2 separate regions of the Homo sapiens genome follow, and region 2 is linked to region 1. Evidence: chromatin loops called from intact Hi-C (ENCODE). Cell type or tissue: natural killer cell. All regions are shown on one strand. Links, peaks and the distances in the headings refer to the core of each region. The heading gives the core; the rest is flanking DNA.

What was found. A loop is a pair of places that touch in the nucleus more often than their neighbours do. Peaks named below come from ENCODE experiments on the same cell type or tissue, not always from the same donor. Only the 100,000 strongest peaks of a DNase experiment are listed, where the experiment ranks them.
Region 2: it touches region 1 in a loop (4-fold over the local background); 2 of 110 quality-filtered maps call a loop at or near these places.

What each region holds. Positions count from the first base shown.
Region 1 is chr13:46,748,190-46,756,529 of GRCh38, forward strand. It overlaps a transcript of LRCH1 not described here. Among named protein-coding and RNA genes, the nearest start is that of ESD, 45 kb to the right of the region's middle. In natural killer cell, for the core only: no CTCF peak of the experiment used is centred there; a DNase peak (open chromatin) is centred at 3,842; H3K27ac peaks cover 259 bases.
Region 2 is chr13:46,664,655-46,672,994 of GRCh38, forward strand. It overlaps LRCH1 (leucine rich repeats and calponin homology domain containing 1), which reads left to right. Exons shown (of 20, transcript NM_001164211.2): 3 at 4,376-4,502. Among named protein-coding and RNA genes, the nearest start is that of LRCH1, 120 kb to the left of the region's middle. RefSeq lists enhancers at 2,803-2,852, 3,368-3,587, 3,648-3,697. In natural killer cell, for the core only: no CTCF peak of the experiment used is centred there; DNase peaks (open chromatin) are centred at 2,627, 3,477 and 3,947; H3K4me3 peaks cover 1,036 bases; H3K27ac peaks cover 3,231 bases.

The DNA.
Region 1 (8,340 bases), core at 268-8,267:
TTTTTAGCTTAGGAAATCCTTTCCCATCCATTTATCAGAAAAAAGTACTAAATATTCACCTTTATGTTATTGGGAGGGGTGTTGTAGATTTTTTTTTTTTTAATGTTCAACTCTTTATTTGATTTCAAATTGATTTTAACATATGGTATGAAGTAAAGAATTGTTTTCCCCAAGTAATATCTGGCACCAGGAACTTAACTGTACTTAACAGCCATTTACAATTTCCTGCAAAGCCAGATGTCGACTTGGGTGCTGTCAGAGCCAATAGAATGAGGAAGACATATCTTTGCCCTTATAGAACCTGCCTTAACAGTGAAATGCCAGATTCAAGTGATTTCACAAGCCCGTGGCAGATGGTGCCGGGGAGGCTGGACACTGTCATCAGGCCACAGATATCCCTCACCATGCCGCAAAAGGAGGCACCATTGTTAACAGCCTGGCTCACAGCTCACAACTCAGACAGAACTCCCCCATCCTTTCTCAGGTTGATACTTGGCTAATAAATTGTCAGGCAGCATGAACTTCCATGCTCACCTGATACGCCATTGACAAGATAATCCTACTTTGATACACAGCAATGACATGAAACCATGGTTAAAATTGTTCTTTAAAGAATCGACTGTCTTCTGTTGACAGGGGGCCATCTCTTAAGGCCTAGGTTAAAGTCTGATGTTCTCTGAATTTGCCACAAGGTAGGGAAGGGTGAAAAGCAGATACGGTAAGATGGTGAGAGAGTAAGACCCACTGACATTTGAGACAGTGGAACAAGTTATTGGAGATGTCATGTCATGTCCTTTGAAAGTCTTTTAAGCACAGAGTGCCTGTGTCTCCGGTAATTTTTGGAGAGTTCTGCATTGAGGCAGCAAGAAGATCTGGTTCCTCAAGCAAGTGTCACGTGGAAGGAAGCCCTTCCTTGCAGAGCACACCAATTGGCTTCCTGCTGAACAGTGACTCCATCACCTAGGGCTGGATGCAGATCCCACTTAAACTCTCCTTCAAAACAGCGCTACTCAGCCTTAAAAAGAAGGAAATCCTGTCATTTGCAACAACATGGATGAACCTAGACGATATTATGCTAAGTAAAATAAGCCAGGCACTGACAGACAAATACTGCGTGACCTCACTAATACGTGGAATCTAAAAACGTTGAATTCACAAAAGCAGAGAGTAGAATGGTGGTTACCAGGGGCTGGGTGGGGAGGTGGGGATAGGAAGATATTGGTCAAAGGATACAAAATGGTGACTATAGTTCATCATAATGTATTTTATACTTGAAAATTGATAAAAGACTCTATTTTAAGTGTTCTTACCAAAAAATAAGTATCTGAGATAATGGATATGATAATTAGCTTGACTTAGCCATTCCACAATGTATACTTTTATCAAAATATCATGCTGGACACCATAAATAAATACAATTTTTTTTTTCCTGTCAAAGAAAAGAAAAAAGAAAAAGTAAACATTGGGCTGTGGAAAACACACTGTCATCAAGTAGATAAAAGAATATTTGCCGTGGTGTCTTTTTCCAGCCAAGGAGACACACCCTGGAAGAAGATTCTCTTGAATGATATCAGACCAGGGTGAAATAACAAAGGTGGAAAATTATTTCATTGTGTTATTCTGTAAACTGGTTTGTGGAGCATGAAAGGTTCTGCACACAAGGAGGGACTCACGCTTACTGTTTTTCTTAAATAGTATGTCCTGGACATTTCCCAAGAGCAAAAATGCAGCATGAGAGAGTAGCAGGACATATGTGTCTTTGACAGTTTTATGAAAGAGTCTTGAAAGGGAGGCTATTGAGGGCTGTAGTTATAATTACCAATTTATAAAGACTGTTCATAAACCATGAAGAAAGGCTGCCAGTCCACCCACTTGCCTGCGTTCCAGAGGTCACAGGAAGTAAAATGAACTCAATGAAGTTCTATGGTCAGTATAACAATGTGTGGTCGGTACAAATGAATATTTGAGTGCCTTTAAAATGTGTCAGGGGCTATTTGCAGTTTTGCTTTATAAAAATAGAAGCTATTATATTCTTGGTGTATGCTCTCTGACTGACTCTGTAGCTCAGTTATTTAGTGTAAAACTTTCTTAAATATTTAGATCTGCAGACTTCATGGTGATTAGGAGCCTTTTTGAAACAAACTGCATGTGTGAAAAATCATTATTTTCTCTGCAAACATAGAAAAGGTCTTTGCAGTAGGTTGAAAGCAAAGGAAGGAGCTTGGTGTAGGTGATCAAACAGGCATACTAGAGTATTCAACCTAACTTTGATGTCATCAACGATGTAGCAGGATTTTACAATGAGAGTACAATCATCTAAAAATTGATGTTTTATTCTTTTTCCTTTTAGGAAAAGCTATGTCTCCCCCACCACATCCTTGAAGAAAAAGGCCTGGTCAAAGTGGGCATTACCATTCAAGCATTACTAGACATCACCGTAACGAAGGCTCTGTTCACATGAAACTACCCCTTCTCCATTGGGGGCTCAGACTCTGCTCTCATCCAGGATCCTGAACTCTGCTCCAGGCACCTGTTCAACCCTCTCTCCCACCCACTGCCTGTCACTTCACTGACTCCAGTTACATTGAAACAATTTTCAGTCTAAGGGAGGATTTTCTACCTTTCAGAGCTGACCTCCGACTTTAAGACTTGACAGGTATTTATCTTGAAACCAGAGAGGGAGCTGGAGGAAAAAAAAACTGAGCAGCACATCAATGCCTTTTCCACCCTCCTTCATCCTTTCCACACTCACCGACTGCCATTACCAAAACGCCAAGCACAACCGTTTTGCAGCAAGACGCATTCGTTTTATTAAAACCAAACTCGTTATGTATTTAGTGGGGGGAGGGGGGCACAATCAGGTTTTTCACCACCAAATTTTTCGAGAGGTTTCTTGAGACCATTGCCTTTTAAAAAACTATTTTCGACATACAAAATATTTATATAAATATTATTTATTAGTGAGTTGTTATTCATCCTTTGGATGCAAATTGTAAATTAGGAAACTATTTTATTACTGCTTTTTTGTGGTTAAACACTTTATTTTAATATAAATGTTGAGTTATTTTCTATCCTCTTTGGTGTGCGGTAGTTTAGGTCTCAGTAATGTTTCTGGTATATATGATTCCAAAAAAAAGCGAAAAACAGGTGCTTTTAGGACACAACTTTTCTGGGGAGGCAATATTGACACTTTGGTTTGTGGAACGTTGGTCTTATTTATATTTCTGCATTCCATCCAGTTTCCTACATTCCAGCAGCCCTCTGTCCCCCAATATAATGAACTGACTAAAATCAAGAGAGCACCCCAAAGTTATTTGTAAATAGCTGTGATGGAAAAAAAAAAGACATATTAAACTTGAAGCTAAAATGTGAACAATTATTTTTTGGATTCATACTTCTTTTGCTATGCACAAAACATTCACGTTTTAACACAAAGAAATAATAAGTGTTAGCATCGTGTGTCTTGAAGTATACTTTTGCACTGTAACTTGGGTTACGTTAAAGAGAGCTTAGCACCAAAGGTAGATAATGAAGAAATGGCATAGGAAAGTGGAGATGATAAAAAGTTGATTGTTGAACCAAAAAGGGTTTGAAGGGAAGCTTCGACTGAGTATCAGAAATTACTTAAGGCACATAGGACCTGAATCAGGAAACCAGCACTTCTTACAACTGCCAGTTTTAAAAGAGGAAATGATTCTGAGATGTGCTCATTTTATTTTAATTTGGTGGTTGGTGGTTTTCCAAGTAGTCTGTAAAATCCTGCAAGATTCACAGTCTCTGGTGTGAAACCTCAGAAGTGAGTCGTTGTGAGCCTGTGGGCAGCACCACCAAGGCAGGCTAAGGGGAGGGTGCAGTAAGTGGAGTTTGTGAGGCTGAGTGGCTGAGGAGGGAGCAAGTGCAACAAAATAGGGCTAGAGAAGAACCAGCCAAGGAGTGGAACCCATGCTGCTCTCAGAGATTCACGGAACACGGCAGCCTTCTGCAGGCAGTTCCATGCATGTGCACTCACGCTGCAATCACAGATGTCCCAGTAATTAACCTTTCTAAGTCTTGTGAATGCTGACTGCACTTTCACCTCCTCGAAAAGCCATTGGAAGTTTTTAGAGCAGCAGCAGCCACAGTTTGTAAGACAAATGTAGAGGGGGACGCAAAAGAAAAGACACCACCAGGAGGAGGATTCAGTGTGCAGTCAGCACAGACCAACATCAACCAAGGCAATGGCTGCCCTCCACTCTTGGGAAGATGGGGGGAGGTTTCTGAAAACGGAAATTTGGATTGGCAGCTAGCAGTTATTTCCTATCAGATGTACTGTGCACTTTAACCTAACTTAAAATGTATTTTAATATTTTTCTGTACTGCACAAATACCTGTTTTGTCAAATAGCATAATGATGTAAAGAAACATTTTGGACAAAGAGTGTATACAATTTAAGCAACATTCAAAGGTTGACTATATAAGTAGGAGTTTAGCCTGCTGCACCTTCACGGGCATTCAGAATGCGGGGTCCTGAAATATTTTCTTACGTGTATATATGGTAGCATGAAGCTTTGTAATCATTGTTTTGAGAGATTTTTTTTTCAAAATTAAAGTATTTCTTTTGATATTAATTTTTATTATTTTCTTGAAGTTGGTTGTGTAATGTAAATGGCTTCAGTCTTCTGTAAAATTGCTTTTTTTTCTTTTAAATGCAGTCCTTCTATGGCTAAGACGTCTTCAAGATCCTTGTACACTGTTTATATGTGCAATAAAATGCATGGCCAGCTGACAGTATCGTCAGTGGACAGAATGTATATAGTGCAAATATCCTTCCTTTTATTATTTAACAGCCATTAAAATCTTGGATTTGTACAAACCACTTTGTGATTGACTTACCCATCAAAAAGGTTGACCCCGGTCACACACACACACACACACACACACACACACATCATAGGGTGTCATTGCTGAAACAGATTGTAGCAATCATGTATATTTATGTATATGTGCACATAATATGTATATGTTATATGTATGTATGGCTGGGTGTGTATAAAATTTGGAGAAAGAATATATAGTAATGCATCATGTGACAACAGGGATATATCTGAGAAACGTGTCATTAGGTGATTTCGTCATTGTGCAAACATCATAGAGTATATTTACACACTTAGTATAGCCGACCACACACCTAGGCTATGTGGCCTATTGCTCCCAGGACGCAAACCTGCACAGCATGATACTATACTGAATAATGTAGGCTGTTGTAACACAATGGTAAGTATTTGTGTATCTAAACATAGTTAAACATTGGAAAGGTACAGTAAAAATATGGTATTATATAATCTTCGGAGACCACTGTTGTATATTTAGTTCATCATTGACCAAAATGTTGTTATGTGTACATGACTGTATATTCATGTATAGCTATCAGAAGAATGACTCTATCCATCTATCTGTCGATAACACACACACACACACACACACACACACACCCCTCAGGATACTCTTTTTTTCTCCCAAACTAAAACTTATAGCGTAACATAACAGGAGTAACAAATTTGCTATGATGGATTTGGAGTTCAGGTGAAAGCATGGATTCAGGACCCCTACTTGTTTTTTGGGCATATTTGAGAACACTTAAGATTTCTTGGCCCATGTTGTGAAAACCACAGAATCTGGGCCTCCCTCCTCAACTGTGGTATCTGACACCCAGAGAATGAAATGGTTGCCTTGATTACACCACTAGATCTGGGCCAGTCTTGTTTTCCTCACAGGGCTAGCCTACCTTTGGTAGACAGCAGCTGCTTTGAGAAATTCAAGTGAATATAGTAACATCATTTCCACGTTCTCACCCCACCCCACCCCACATAAAATACACACAGACCCGAAACTGCTAGCCTGAGCAGGGCCTTCAGGGAGCAGTATCAGGACCTCTGCATTTAAGATCCTCATTTACTGAGTCAAGACACTCTGTACATGGCCCATGGTGTTTTCCTTTGAGGCGCTGCAACTGTGCCAAATCCCAAAATCTTTTAGTTGTCCCTCTGCATATTACAGAAGTCCAGCTCTTCACAGACACTTTCCATCTTAAACTTGCTGGAGCAACAGGGAAACGCGTAATTTATTGAGTAGCTACTGTGGGTCGAGTGTTGTATCTCAGCTGTGTGCCCCATTAGAACAAGGCTGCTTGTCTGTTTTGTTCTTTGCTGAATCGCCAATGCCTAGAACAGTGCAGCAGTGTCTACTGAAGAGGTGAAATAAACTTTACACACATTAGCTCAAAAACTTACATAACCCTGTAAGGAAGAGATTTGTAGTGGACACCAAGGGACTGTTCACCTAACACCACATACTCCTAGGAGTAGGAACTGCTCCTGCCTCATATACCACAAAGATTTGTGGCCCATACATAGCACTGCCCACCTGGCTATGGTTCATCCATTCAGGAGCTGCACCTTCCTCACAATTGACTTGCAAGTCTCTTCTTTGGGATTTTAATTCTTTTCCTGGTGACCGAAGACAGAAGACATAAAACCTACAAAAGATCTAGGGAGAAACTGGCCTACAGAAAGACAGAGGCACAAGAGACAGCAAAAAAAACCCTGAAGTTTGGGTCCAGTAAGAAAGAAATCCTGTATTTCTGAAGCCCAGGTAGTTAAATCTTTCATGAGTACTTCCAAGAGGCTACAACTTTTGCATAAAATCAGTTTCAGCTGGGCTTCTCTCAGCTCTAATTAAGAATGCAAACTAATGAGTAGAAGCTGAGACTCAGTTGTTCAGGTAATCTGTTCAAGGTCACAGCAGGTAAGAAAGAGTCAGATAGAGGCTCAGCTAGGTCAGGTCTGTACCCTCACTGAAGAGAAGGGCTTCCCAGCAGAGTTGACTCCATTGAAGTTTCTAAAGTTAAAAAAAATTCCTGGGCAATTATTAGAATGTTTAAACCTAGAAAAGCAAGCATAGTCACATGCTAAAACCTGATCAACTGAGTCTTACCTGGACTAGTCTGAATGCTAAGTCACATCAAGGCCAAACCACAAAGAGCAGGATAAAAGGGATTTACTGAAGAAGGCTTTAATTTCGTTGCCATTTCTCTCCTTGAATTTAATTCAATATTACTATGTTGTTGTTGTTTCATTTTGGAATTTTCTCCCTGTTTATCAAAGTGATACATGGTTTTTTTTTTAATGTAATAATTTGTTTTTATTTTTTTATTATACTTTAAGTTTCAGGGTACATGTGCACAACGTGCAGGTGTGTTACATATGTATACATGTGCCATGTTGGTGTGCTGCACCCACTAAGTTATCATTTAACATTAGGTATATCTCCTAATGCTATCCCTCCCCCCATCCCCCCACCCCACAACAGGCCCCAGTGTGTGATGTTCCCCTTCCTGTGTCCATGTGTTCTCATTGTTCAGTTCCCACCTATGAGTGGGAACATGTGGTGTTTGGTTTTTTGTCCTCGCAATAGTTTGCTGAGAATGATGGTTTCCAGCTTCATCCATGTCCCTACAGAGGACATGAACTCATCATTTTTTATGGCTGCATAGTATTCCATGGTGTATATGTGCCACATTTTCTTAATCCAGTCTATCGTTGTTGGACATTTGGGTTGGTTCCAAGTCTTTGCTATTGTGAATAGTGCCGCAATAAACATACGTGCGCATGTGTCTTTATAGCAGCATGTTTTATAATCCTTTGGGTATATATTCAGTAATGGGATGGCTGGGTCAAATGGTATTTCTAGTTCTAGATCCCTGAGGAATCGCCACACTGACTTCTACAATGGTTGAACTAGTTTACAGTCCCACCAACAGTGTAAAAGTGTTCCTATTTCTCCACATCCTCTCCAGCACTTGTTGTTTCCTGACTTTTTAATGACTGCCATTCTAACTGGTGTGAGATGGTATCTCATTGTCGTTTTGATTTGCATTTCTCTGATGGCCAGTGATGATGAGCATTTTTTCATGTGTCTTTTGGCTGCATAAATGTCTTCTTTTGAGAAGTGTCTGTTCATATCCTTCACCCACTTTTTGATGGGGTTGTTTGTTTTTTTCTTGTAAATTTGTTTGAGTTCATTGTAGATTCTGCATATTAGCCCTTTGTCAGATGAGTAGATTGCAAAAATTTTCTCCCATTCTGTAGGTTGCCTGTTCACTCTGATGGTAGTTTCTTTTGCTGTGCAGAAGCTCTTTAGTTTAATTAGATCCCATTTGTCAATTTTGGCTTTTGTTGCCATTGCTTTTGGTGTTTTAGACATGAAGTCCTTGCCCATGCCGATGTCCTGAATGGTAATGCCTAGGTTTTCTTCTAGGGTTTTTTATGGTTTTAGGTCCAACATTTAAGTCTTTAATCCATC
Region 2 (8,340 bases), core at 157-8,156, 84 kb before region 1:
ATCGAGCTGAGCACACCTATGCTCTCTATGGTCACCTCCTCGCTGCTTTGTTACATTAGTGGCTAGGTGAGGTTTAATCTTTATATATGGATGTGGTGTTGGGCTAAGCATTTTCACATCTATAATGTCGTGTTAGGTAGGTCTTATTGTCTCTGTTTTATAGCTGAGAAAACCAGAGAGATTAAATGATTTACCTGATTTGTGGCAAATCATCTCTATGGTATTTGAACCCAGGTCTTAAAATTTCACAACAGGTGGCCTTTCTCTCTTTATCTCTTACTTAAAAATTGGCTTAGTCTGGGAGGGGCAGTCTCTTGACAATCTGAAAGGTTTTTACAATTGGTGACTTTTCTGCCACACCAAGCAGCCAATTGAGTGAGTAAATTTGTTATATAAATTTTTCTATAAATTATTTTCTAAGTGAAAATAATTTTCTGTATTCTGTTAAGTGAATCCATTCACTGAAAATACAGAGGTATATTCCAGTAGAATTTAAAAATGTGGGTATTATGCTCTGTTAATAAAATCACCTGTAAGAACATAGCATGTCTTTATAATCACATATCTTAAGGAAAATAACCTTTTGATAAACCAATAATAAATAATATCAGATACTAAGATTGAGACTCAAACTATGGACATCAATAAGTGCCATAGTCAAAATACATCAAAATAATACTCTAAAAGTAAAACCAGAAAAAGTGATTTGGTTTGTAAATTCCTTAATTTAGGAGTTAAGTGAGGGATAGTGGTACTTGAAGCCAAGATAAATGTATCCTGCAAATTTAGGCTGCCAAGAATGTTTAGATTATATTGAGCTGCCTTATTTCATCTTGAAATGATGAAATAGACAAATGAATCCAGCAGGAAGTCATTTAACTGAAAAAGATGGAAGATGAAGCATTCACAATAATATGGATCTGGTAAAAGCCCACTGCCTTCCCTCTCTTTCTCTTTCCTCCCCACCCTGATCTTCAACCCAGACTCTGCAGGGACAGTGACAAAGAGACAGGTTTGGGGTAGGGGTGGGGGTGTAGACTTGGCTCTGGTGATGTAGCTTGTCGGATACAATATGGCCTTATTTTCAAACGTTCTTTCAGCACAGAGCCAGTTTATAGCACCAAGGCTGCAGAAGACCAGGGGTGTAGGATAGTGGATTGTGGCCTGAGGCACTTACTTGCTTGAGAAAAATTGCTGCCAGAAGAGTGGTTTCAAAAAGCTGAGGCTGCTGCTGTGGTTGCTAGTGGGTAGAGGATTAAAGGGAATGCAGCTTTTCCTCTCCTGTCTAAATATTTGCTGGAGAGCAAATGGGCTTTTGTGTGCCTGTGTATTTCCTTTTTCTATTGGGGAAATTACAAGTAATACAGGAACATCCTGTGATAAAATATATGAAGTAGAGGCTGAGGGAGCAGAGAGATGAAGTCGAAGAAATGTGCCCCAGGTCTGTGGCCTGCTGTACGGTGACTAAATTCTTAGCATGGTGAATTGGTAAGTCTACAGATGATTAACTACAGTGTAAACAAGACATATATGGAACATAAATATGAGATAGGCCATTCCATCAGCAGCTTTTAGTGTAAAAAGCATCCGTTCCCCTCAAAGAGACCATGAATGTTTTCACAAGCTTAAATTTTATTTTATTTTAAGTAAGTACCCACTCTGGAAGATTTCCAATGAGAATAAACCCATGTAATCTCAAATACTCACGCATCTGAATGAGCAGAACTTTCTTTGTGTTTCTCAAAGTAGTATGATACATGACTCTCCCAGTTCCATATCTGCTAATCTGGTTAGATCCCTGCACCAACTAGTGAGACGGATAACTTAGAGTGTAACTCTGAGTTTCCAGGCAAAGAAATGTAGGAAAGATCTTAACTTGTATTTGTTAACTCTGCTAAAAATAGGAATGTAGAACTTTCTTGAAAATACTAATCTTTGTTCTCATTATCCCTCTTCAAAAGGAGGTTTACGTATGGCTCCAAATAAATAGACTTGCCTTATTAACATTTTTATTTGCCGATCCTCACTTTATAAAATTGCATATTAACAAATATTTTATAACCACAAGTTACATTTCAAATTATTTGCTTGCCACCTTTTAATAAACTGAGTTCTCTTTTCTGAAGGAGCCTTTTTTGGAGCTTGAAAAAAGCCCTCACAGCAGGGTAACAGGAAGACCCCCTCCTCCAGCCAAAAGAGTCCCACTGAGCCCCTGCTGGTGAGAGAGAGCCTTGGGAGGGATGTGAGAGGCAGAAACACAGGCTGCTGGCCCTAGCTCCTCCCTTCCACCGTCCCCAGAGACCAGGAGAGAGTGCCAGTGCGGGCCCATTGCCCTTATTCTCTTGGTCCAATCCTGCTAACTAGGGAAAGTGAAGAGCTGGTTGGTCTTTTGCAAGCCAGGAACCTACCAGGAGGGCACTCAATCTCCTCCCTCCTTCTGCTGGACCCTCTTAAAGAAAAATCTGCCTCTTTCTGGAAATAGCTTTTTCCATGGGTCTGCACAATGGAGAGAAGATATGACTGTATCTCTTCTTGCTAAAACATAGTTACATGGGTAATTGAGTGCCCTGGAGCAGCAGAGATATCAAGGTGTTGACAAGGCCGTGCCCAGATTAGAAAGGTTCTTTCCACAGCACAGCACCTGCTTTTTCTGAGCTCATCAGGTAGAGCTGCCCTTCAGTTAACCAGATTTCTGCTCCCTCATATGGAGGAGAGTCAAACTTCTAATTGAAGAATGACATATATTCAGAAAAGTGCACAGATCATAAGTATACATCTCAAAGAATTTTCATGTTCTCACTCATAGGTGGGAATTGAACAATGAGAACACTTGGACACAGGAAGGGGAACATCACACACCGGGGCCTGTCGTGGGGTGGGGGGAGGGGGGGAGGGATAGCATTAGGAGATATACCTAATGTAAATGACAAGTTAATGGGTGCAGTACACCAACATGGCGCATGTATACATATATAACAAACCTGCACGTTGTGCACATGTACCCTAGAACTCAAAGTATAATTAAAAAAATAAAAAATAAAAAATAAAGAATTTTCACAAATAGGAGCACTCGTAACACATATCCAGGTCACATTTATCATTTTATAATGATGTTTCTTTCCTGATGATAAAAGCACTTGTAGAAAGTTTGGAAAATACATCAAAGTATAATAATGGAAATAAAAACCATCCATTGTACCTATACCCGAAGAGGAGTACCGATAGTATTTTGGTGTATTTCCATTCTGTCTGTCTCTCCCCCTCACATACACAGATACATGCATGTCTATAAATACACTCACACAGGAACACAGCTTCTGAAACTTTATGCATGTGTGTGCAAACACACAGCAGTTTTATTAAATAGTTACACTGAATGACATACAGATTTTTAGATATTTCACTCTGTGGTTGTTGGCTTCAACACCAGAAGGGCAGAGAAAGAAAGGGAAACTGAAACCCATCTGTCTTTTTGCTTGGTAGCAGGAAAAAGGGGCTTTTTGTGGGGGAGGAGATTGAAATAAATGGCTGACATATAAATAAGGATGGTTCGTAGATTTTATTTATCTAGTATTTTCCATCTCCATGAAAACTAAGCATTGATGATAGAAAGTTCAGAAACTTCTGGGTAGAGACCCTCTTCTTGTAGAGCAGAGATGAGACATCAACTTAGACTTTTTTGGCTGCTCTGTGGAACTAAACCCCTCTGGGCTGCAGTTCCACTTTGCCAGAAGACCAACTTTCCTTTCTTTCTCTTTTAGTTAGCTCTCTTGCAGATACCAAAACAGACTTAAACTGTAGCAACCCTTGTTTTAACAAAAGGAAGCTGAGTCAAAATGTTGGAAATGAGCCCGGTGGTTTTGTGAGTTGCAGCAAAATTATCTTCCCCATCCCTACTGCAATGGATGAAATGATGCCTGTGTGGTGCTGGTTGCTTTGGTCCAGCTGAGTTTCCTGCACACATTGTCAGGAGAGGGCAGTTGGCACCAGCTTCCCGTTGCTATTGGTTGTGCAGGATGTGCTCTCCATCTGCCTCCTGGCTGGCCGAGGGCTCAGCTTCTAAGTGGCGGTGGCGGGGTGGCGGGGTGGCGGGGGGACTTTGATGGCATTCCTTGTGTTGAATAAAGTTGTCTCTTTGAGAACTGCCCATACCCTTATTTTTTATTTTTTATTTTTTTTTAAAAAAAGAAAAACATATTTTGTTTTCTTACATACTTGTCATTTGAGTTGTCACACAGAAAATATATTGGACTTCTTGTATTTGTAAAATGTCTTCTCAGATCACTCCTTTTTCCTTTCTTGTTAAAAACAGGTTCACAGACAGTATGAAGTGGCCTTTCTGTTTACATGTGTTCTTGTTGTATTGTCTTTGCAGTCGAAATCAGCTGTCCGCCCTGCCTGCCTGCCTGTGTGGTCTGCCTCTCAAAGTCTTAATCGCAAGTAACAACAAACTTGGATCATTACCAGAAGAGATAGGTCAGCTCAAACAGTTAATGGAGCTGGTATGTTACCGATTTTTAAGATGCTCTTTTTTGTTGGTTGACTGATCATAGCCTCTCAAGGTATTCAGAAAACCTTTTTGCTACGGTTGGACAAGGTAGAGCCTCTGTTGTTTGAGGGCAGGTATATGATAAAGACATTAAGTGGGGAGAGGAACAGCTTTGAAACTTCACTGTGACAGACACAGTTCCTGGAATTTAAAGGCTTCCTGTAATTTACAGCTCCTGAAGTTTGCAGGATTTGCCGTTTTTGAAGTTTATGGGCTATCATGTTGTAGTTAGTATTTTCAGATTGCATATAAATTTGTAAAAAATTATGGCTAAACTGCCAAAATAATCTCCAAATAAGTTAGTAGGCCACACTTCATGAAGGTATAAAATTAAGTCAGAAGACAGAAAGAATGGGGTGCTCTGATTCTGTCGAGATTTTAGAAATCATTGTCGCAAATCGTTGTAATTTTAAAATGTGACCGTGTCCCTAGGGATAGAAAAGGAGAACAAGCTATAGATGAGCAGAGATGGATTACAAATGTGTGTGAAGCTGAGATGCACTGTTATATTTCAGCTCTTTCACTACTAATTTAATTATTTACCCTTTTTCTAAATTGGGAAAGAATGAATACTTTCTAAACTTCCATTGAGCTAACATAGGTGAAGGAAGAAGCAGGAGTTAGCAGTCAGGCTGAAAGGTGATAGTCTTCATTTATCATCTAAGCATTGGCTTATTCCATCCTGATCTTGTGTCAGGCACAGGGCTTGATGTGATTAAATGATGAAAAGGGCACAGTACCTGTCTTTCAGTAGATTCCAGTCTAGAACAATGATGGCCAATAAGTTTTGTCTTTTGTGCCAACTCCTCTGGGGCCACCCGGAGCACCACGGTGCTGGCCTGTGAGGCCCAGATAGAGAATGCTGTGATTGCTTAGTCATGTCTTTAGTGGGATTGGGCTAGGAGAGTGATGGCACCCATGTCACATACGTATCAACTTTGACTTTAATATAGAAATTAATAATTGCTGTAGAAAGACGTTAGAGCTATAGAAAGTGTCTTTTTCATGGATTATTTGATAGCATTGTCCAAAACTCATTCCAGCTAGCTCACACCAAAAGTCAGCGTTGGTTAGAGGATACAGGGGTCCATCAGATCACTTACGATGAAGACATTTGGTCACAGGTCATGAGTGACTAGGACAAGACACTGGAATGTTGTGAAGGACCATGGCAGCGGTTCATTTTTCTGCTCAGCTTTTCCTCTTCCATACAACGGCAGAGGTTGCCCAAGTTTAAATGTTCTCCCAGGTAAAGCACCTAGCAAGAGACCTACTAGCATCTCTCAGCCCTGGGTTCTAAGTGAGAGGCAGATCTGGTCTGATGTTCTCGCCGACTGAGTCTGCTGTGCCCAAGGCACATGGTCACACTGCTCAGATGTGGCTGTTGGGCTGCCACCAAAGGGGGTAATTCTGAAAGAAGACAGATATTAATTTGAGCAGACACTGCCCATCCCCCCCCAACCCTGTCCCCAAAAGTTTCTATTACAAGAAGCATGTGCACGAGGCAGGGAATGATTAATTAATTCAGTCTTCGGGTTGTGAGAGGTTTGGAAAAGAAGAGCCCTTTGAGAGGCCCCTTAAATAAGCCCATGTGGGATTTCCTAGGAGGAAAAAAGAAGTCAGGGACAGGGAAAGCATTCAAGGAGAAGGGACAGCTTGTGCAAAGGCAATACATCCTAGAAGTCCATGTCGTGCTTGGGAGTAGGAAGCCGTTTAATCCTGCTGAAGTCTAGGTAGATAGAATGGGGCTGGGCACACCCTCCTCATGCCCACTGCCTTAGATTTAGGCCACAGGCAACTCCTTCACAGGGCATTCGAGGCCTTCTGTGGTCAGGCCCCTGCTCACCTCTTCGGGTTCATCTCTTGCCACTGGCACCTTCACTCTCCAAGTTCCTACCTTCTGGGAATGCACCTTGTTCATTTTCATTTCTGGACTTGTGCACACATCACTCTTTCGTCATGGGCTGTTTCTTCCTCCCCGCTCCTTTCTTGGTTAGTTCTTAGCCAAGTTAGATCTCACTTTGTCCAAAAAGCCTTCCCAGATCCTCCAAGCCTGAGTTAGGTGCTCCTAAGGCAAGCACTCCATACTTATTACTCAATTTTCATAGCATCACAGTTGTTTTCTTACTTGGCTTTCTCTGTGCCAGCTCCCCCCACACCCTGATAGCTGCTTACTTGCTGTTGCATCCCAGGTGCCTGGCACCTGATAGGCACCCAGCAGATGTTTGCTGAATGTTACTGTTGAATGGTGGAAGGTGAACCTGGAAAGATGGCTGGGGCAGATTGTGAAGACCGTCAGGTGCTGGGCCTGAATGGGGCTGAGGGGGCAGGAAGACTCAATCTTGCTGTCCACATAACTCAGAAGGTGCCATTTTAACTGGTTCTAGGAAACAAAAAATTTCCTAGGTGAAAGCTTTGGATGAAAGTGACGGTCATATGCTGCTGCTTTTTCTTTTAATGCTTCTTTTAGGTATCTGATAGCCACAAAATCCATGGTTGCTAAAATTTGGTTTAGGATTTGCAAATACAATATGAATAACAACTAAAAAAACCAGACTTTATTTTTAAGAGCAGTTTTAGGTTCACAGCAAAATTGAGAGGAAGGTACAAAGATATCCCACATACCCTCTACTCCCACACATGCACAATCTCTCTGTCATCAACGTTCCCCACCAGAGTGGTTCATTTGTTACAATCTGTGAACCTATCCGGACACATCAATGTCACCCAAAGTCCACAGTTTACATTAGTGTGTTCACTCTTGGTGTTGTACATTCTATCGGTTTGGGTAAATGTATAATGACATGTGTCTCTTTCACTACCCTACAAATCCTCTGTGTCATCCCTCCCTCCTCCTCAACCCTGGCAACCACTGATCTTTACTGTCTCCATAGTTTTGCCTTTTCCAGAATGTCATGTAGTTGGAACCATACAGTATGTAGCCTTTTCAGGTTGGTTTCTTTCACTTAGTAATATGCATTTAAGTTTCCTCCATGTTTTTCTATGGCTTGACGGCTCATTTTTTTTAGTGCTGAATAATATTCCACTGCCTGCACAGTTTATCTCCTCACCTCCTGAGGGACATCTTGGTGGCTTGCAAGTTTTGCCAATTATGAATAAAGCTGACAAGTTGCTTTTTTTTTTCATTATTTGAGGTCCCGTGCAGATGGGTGGCACATGGGTGAGATCAATCTTCTGGAACTTTTTGGTGCTGATACGTGCTTCTGTCCCATGAACCTTGGGTGTAAATGACACCGCATGCCTTCCATCAGCTGTGCTCTAGAGCTGTGTCAACCAGCTCATCTGTTAGCAGGTGGCACATGTGCTGAGCCTGAGAGTCAGCCGCATACTAGAGCAGGGCTTTCCTCAAATACCCTTTGTCAGCTGCAGGGCTGACGTGTAAACAGCGTTGTCTCCAGCGTCAGGACACACTGGCTGTCGGGTGGCTCTAAGGGACACCCCATGCTTTTCTTGGGCACCCTGTCCTGGCCCCAGCTCTAACGAGGGCTGCCCTGCATTACAGGACTGTCTTCACCTGGTTCTTGTGTCTTTTCTCCACCAGCAATAACTGCTGAACCCACAGGTTCTAGGATCTTAGAGTGATAGGGGATTGTAAAAGGCATTTAGTCCAAACTCTTGACATCTTACGAATGAAGAAACCCGAGGCAGAAAGCCAGTGCATGACATACGGAAGGTCACCCCTGTGTAGCTAAATTGTAACATAAGCTGAAACACCCTCACCCAGCGCAGTCCTGTGGAAATATAATGTAAGCAGTAAATGTGATTTTTAA